Linked DNA regions of Homo sapiens: region 1 is linked to region 2. Evidence: chromatin loops called from intact Hi-C (ENCODE). Cell type or tissue: PC-3. All regions are shown on one strand. Links, peaks and the distances in the headings refer to the core of each region. The heading gives the core; the rest is flanking DNA. Region 1 has its middle 270 kb from the start of HAO1. Region 2 has its middle 240 kb from the start of MIR8062.

What was found. Hi-C counts contacts between places; a loop is a spot of excess contacts. Peaks named below come from ENCODE experiments on the same cell type or tissue, not always from the same donor. Only the 100,000 strongest peaks of a DNase experiment are listed, where the experiment ranks them.
Region 1: a loop joins it to region 2, with 5 times the contacts of the local background. A loop is called at or near these places in 2 of 110 quality-filtered maps.

What each region holds. Positions count from the first base shown.
Region 1 is chr20:7,672,770-7,675,708 of GRCh38, forward strand. No RefSeq gene overlaps it. Among named protein-coding and RNA genes, the nearest start is that of HAO1, 270 kb to the right of the region's middle. In PC-3, for the core only: no CTCF peak of the experiment used is centred there; a DNase peak (open chromatin) is centred at 1,262; H3K27ac peaks cover 327 bases.
Region 2 is chr20:7,609,325-7,612,263 of GRCh38, forward strand. No RefSeq gene overlaps it. Among named protein-coding and RNA genes, the nearest start is that of MIR8062, 240 kb to the left of the region's middle. In PC-3, for the core only: no CTCF peak of the experiment used is centred there; no DNase peak of the experiment used is centred there; H3K4me3 peaks cover 287 bases; H3K27ac peaks cover 442 bases.

The DNA.
Region 1 (2,939 bases), core at 228-2,727, 64 kb after region 2:
GGGAGTCTGCACTGGATTCTAAGGCGGTCAAGGAAAGAGCACGGATAACAATGAAAGCTGCATTCGCTCGCTAATTAGATCCCTAAATTAGCACTTGGAGAAAGGCCAGGCAGAAAAGCTACATGTCCTATGTTAGACTATGATACAGAAAGAAATAGCATTTATTATGTTCCGCATTATAATCTAAAGATTGTTTGTTATAGCAGCTAGCAGTAATGACTAGAGAAATAATTATTTTTCATGTCATTTTATATTGTCTAAATTTTTATCTAATGAAACAATTAAACTAAATTTTAAATGAGATATAGTACACCAACCAAAATTTAATTTATAAGTCAAAAACCACCAGGAGAGATTTTATTTTCTAAGCAGCAGCTTATTTACATTTTTCTTTATGACAAGGAATTGAAGATTATTCTACACATTTTTAAATGTTTTGGCCATTTCACCTGTTTATTTTAATTAAAAATATTTTTAACTTTAAAAATATTTAAAATACCTGACAGCTAAAAAGATCAAGATTTTCCAAGCTACCTAATCATGTGCCATTAGTCAGATCTGAATAGCTATGGTAGAATTTCTAGGTAGAAATATTCCTTCTGCTAGCCCTCCCTGTCACTGTTTCAGATTACTTCAAGCACTTCTTGACTTCATCCAACCAGTGTGTAATACTGTAAGCCATATTTTTTTAAAAGGCTAATTAATTTTTTATAGTTCATCTTTGGCACTAATGGTTTGTGCTAGTAATTACATAATTATATTATCAACTCCCTAACATTCCTACCATAAAATAAAGCAATATATAAATGACATACCACAGTAAATGACCATCACACTAACAACTATTATTATTTCTGTTCTTTGCTCAGAAGATGCTTTAAGAATTTTTTGATATTGTAAGAAAAAATGAAACCACAGAATTGTTTGTGTTATGATGACAGAAGAAAATAGTGTATGGAGAGCCAGCATAACAATAATTAACACTATTTTTAAAAATATATTTTATGGCTAAATAACCTCAACACTGAACCCATTTTAATATGGAAGTTCAAAAGGAAAACCATATATTTCCCACTTATTTTTCTTTGGCAAATTCTGTATTCACAGATGGTACAGATATTTTGGCTTTCTAAAGTAAAGCATCTCTATTTATGATTTTGTCTTGGAAGTCTCTTTCGTGGTTAGACCACATTGTGTACACTTCCGATGATGGACATATGATCTGAGCTTAGCCAAGAAAAGGGGCAGGCCACATGAAACATCATCAAGGCTGTAAGAGGCTGCTGCCAAGAAGTTGGAAAAGACAATTTTATAGGTCATGAAGAAAACTGGGACCCAGATCAACCAACAAAGCATTGAGTGACTAAAAAAATAAGTATGTGATGCTCATACAGAGCTAATATGGGCCTCAAAAGAAACTTATTTATATGGAACAGTGGGATAGGAATGCCATGTTTAAACTACTTTTTACCAAAAGAGGAAGAAGAAGGTTAGGGAAGAATTAACCTACCTTTGGCAAAAACCACATTTTAAAAAATGAATTTAAAATTTCATTAAGTGGTCATATATTTGCATAACATTGCCAAAAGGTTTATTCTTCCCCCTCTTTTAAAGATATTCCCCAAGGTTGAGCTTCTTGCTGAAAACAAGGCATAAAAGACCATATATTTGCATTTTTTTCATTTTCAATTGTTTTGAGTGTCAAATTTATAAATACTTACTAACAATTTTTGAGCCAAGAAATGAAATTCCTCATCAAGGTTTAAGAAAAAATGTAAGCATATTGCTTATAAAATTCACATTGACTTTGGAATATGGAAACATTAAAAAATTAGGTAATTATGACACAATTTATGGTTAATCCAAATCCTTCTGGAAAGGACCTGAAATAAAAATCACTGGTTAGAATACAGAGATCTCCACTACTTGCCATGTTAGAGTAACTGAATCTGAACTTGCCCGCCCAGTGGAAACAACCAGAAGATTAAAAAATATATGTAAAAGAGTGCCTTTCAGACATTGAACAACTATCTGTGCATGACTGTGATATATAACAGAAGGTAAAACAAATGAGATGAGCTCTAAAATCTACCAGCTTTTCACCTCAACCCATACCACAGACTGTGACACAGCAAGGTAGGCCACAAGCAGAGCTGGAAGATCCCATTGAGATGAGAAAAAAGAGATCAGGTCTGGAGAGATGGGGACAGTTTGATTTTGTGGGACAAAATACCATAGAGCAAGGAACTGCACAGAGAGAGTGAGTTCCAGATATCAGCATAGGGGTTCCTTTGAGCCTGTTTCTAAGTACTAAGACCCACATGAATAGAATGGTATTTCCTGATGCTTGGCAAATAATTATCAGGATGATTTAACTTGAACCATTACAAAAGTGTAAACAGGGCTGGAAGACGTTAAAGTTTTATCTAGAAGAATGCAGTTATTTCAATGAATACATCAAACATGTTGTAGGAAGCATAGAAGAGTTAACTTCAGTAGTTAAGACTCAAGTAGCCCTATGATAAAAAATAGTACAGACATGTCCTAACAAATCTTAAAAACCAGCATGGAAGTGATTGAACTGATTTGTAAGTTACTTAACTACTGTCCAAACAAAGTTCAACATTTTTTAAAGGTAAATAACAAAATCTGGACTCTCAAAAGCATTGAATTTACCAATCAAATTACCATCAAATTTATCATCAAATTACCAATATCAATGTAATCAAACACAGTGAGACATATAAAGAATCAGGAAATTATGACACATAACCAGAAGAAAAAAAAATCTGCGAATAGAAATAGTAAAAATAAAGATAATAGTATAAGAGAGAGGGAGTTTTAAAGACCTATAAATAAGCTCAAAGATTTAAAGAAAAACATAAATATCAAGTTGTGTTTTGATAGTTAGGTTTTTATATCAAAACAGAACTTGATAT
Region 2 (2,939 bases), core at 131-2,630:
ATGCCTTAGAGGAAATTTAAAAATGAATTTCAAGAACTGTCAACTAAGAAATAATTGCTTGAAATGATTTAATAAATATTAAATAGTGGAGAAATCATTGGAAGGATAGTAAAAAATGATGATGCAAGCAAAATTTAATAGTATCAATGAAAAGCAAATGTGTTAGTTAAAAATCATTTTCATACAAAATTGTTGGTAACAAATGATGTTACAAACATTCAACACCTATCTATCATTACCTGAATGACCACATTCCAAAATAGTAATTTTGTTAAGGTGGTGTGGTACAACATATTATATGGTCTCATATAATATAAAAAATACATTTTATATCTGTAAATATTTTTGAAAATTAGTTATGATTTAATTAAAATGAAAATTTCATACATTATGTTACCAGATTATTCTGAAGCTCCAGATTTAGTGCATTTTAATTACTTCAAAATATATTTGTCACATTTTCTTGTTATAAGAGATATATTATTTTTAAGCTTTCTATTTTGATATTATTATAGACCAACCAGATGATATAGGTAAGTATCGATATAGACAGACACATTCACACAAGTACATCCGTGGAGGTCCCACGAGCTCTGCCTATCTCTCCTCCATTGTTAGTATCGTGTATAACTATACTACAATATCAAAAACATAAGAACTGATTTTAGTACAATCCATGACTTTTTTAAAATTTTACCAGTTACACAACCATTTATATGCACACGACATATGTGTGTGCAGCTCTATGCAATTTTATTACATGTGTAGCTTTGTGTAACTACCACTACAATCAAGGTGCAGAACTGATTTTTTACTGCATGCTACCATTTAGAGCCAACTATAACTCTCCCCCAAAAACCTTTTCCTCTGTAAGCTACTAATTTGTTTTCTAGCCATATAATAACATTATTTTAACAATCACAGATACATTGGATTATACATTATGTAAACTTTTTTGATTGGCTTTTCTCACTTAACGTAACTCCCTAAAGATCCTTCCAAGTTGTGTGTGTAATAAGACTTTGTTTCTTACAGAGTATCATTCCATGGTATAGATATGCTTCAGTTTAACTATTCACCCTTGAAGAATATTTGGGTTACAGTTTTTTGACTATTACATGTAAAGCCAAAAAACTGTAGGATAAATTCTCTAGGATAAATGCCTGAGAGTGAATTTCTATGATGTAGACACAGTACATTTTTAGTTTTTAAATAAAATGCCAAATTAATTTCCAGACTCTCTCATTTTACATTTATACCAGCAATGTAAAAGCAATCTATTTTTTTCCACATCCTTGAAAGTATTTTGTGTTTGTACTGTATTTTTAATTTATTTATTCTGATATGTGTGTAACATATTAATATATTATTATAGTTTAAATTTGTATTTCCCTAGTGATCAATAGGGTTGAATATTTTTCATGCACTGTATTTCCTCTGTATTTCCTCTTTGTGAAATAACTGCTCATGTTTTCTGTCCATTTCATATTTGAATTTCTTATTGATACGGTTTATGAGTCATTTATATACTGTTGATTCAAACTCTTAGTCAGATACGTGCTTTGCAAATATTTTCTCACAGTCCATAGCTTATCTTTTCATTCTCTTAACAGAGTTCTCAACATGGCAAAATTTTTTTATTTTTATGAGGTTCAATTTGTCAATTTTGGATCATGCCTGCATAAGTATTATTACCTGCATAATTATTTAAAACTGATGTTTGTGTACATATCGTCACATTTACTGCTGGGCTACGGAGGGTGGCATGGGCAAAGAATTTTTTAGTGGCTTGCATTTCTATACTAGGTTTAGATCAAGGGTTTTTTTCTTGATTTTTGAGTCAATTTCTGAAAGGTATATTTTTCATAGAAATTGACTCAGGTCCTCTAAATTTTCAGCAAGTTTGATGAAATTTTTGATTCATTCCTGCTCTTCTCTTTTCATTTATGCTGTATAATTCAAAATTTTGTTGACTTGTGCTTTTTCTTTTCACTGGTCATTTTCTTAAGAGTTTTGTGTATTTCATTAATCTTTAAAAAAATGAGCATATTGCATGTTTGTTTCATACTTTTTTTGCTCTTATGTTTATTATGTTCTTTTTCCTATTTAAGGATTTATTCTACTGTTTTTTTCTAATTTCTTAAGTTACATACTTATATAATGAATGCTTAGCCTTCATTATTTTGACAATAAAAATTTAAGGCCATATATTTCTTTTAAAATACTCTTCTGCTGAATTCCATAAAGGGTGTGTGTGTGTGTGTGTGTGTGTGTGTGTGTGTGTTTTAAATTAATAGACTATATTTTCAAGCATAGTCTCAGGTTTGCAAATATATTGAACAGATAGTATAGAGGGTTCCCATATATTTTCTTTTCCCCTACAGTTTTCTCCAATTAACATATTGCATTAATGAGAACATTTGTTATAGCAAATGAAGCACTATGAGTACATCATTATTAACTAAAGTCCATAGTACTACATATTAGGTTTAAAAGCCTACGAGAGTCTTCTACCTAACAAAAGCCTAATCTCTAAGGGTACGGAATTTGCCAGATGACGATTCTAAGACATTATCCTATTTGGGGTATGGAATTTTGCCCTAGCACGATCCTTTTTGTTTCATGTAAGAGGAAAAACTAAAAAGTCAAACTGTGCATCCCAGAAATAGGTTGACCTAAAAGGAAGAGGCTGAAATACAAAAAGTGATTTAAAGAGTTTACTTGAGCCAAAATAAGGATGGCTGCCTGGAAGACTCAGGCCCAAGAAACCTTGGATATAAGCTCCATTTGGCGTTTGTTACAACCAGATTTTAAAGGCAAAAAAAGAAAAAAAAAACAGGACAGGGAGTGTTTTATACAAAGTTCTGTAAGGAATTCTCATTGGTTTACAGAGATAATATTGATTAGTGATCAGTTATACATTGTTAAGTGATGGAGTG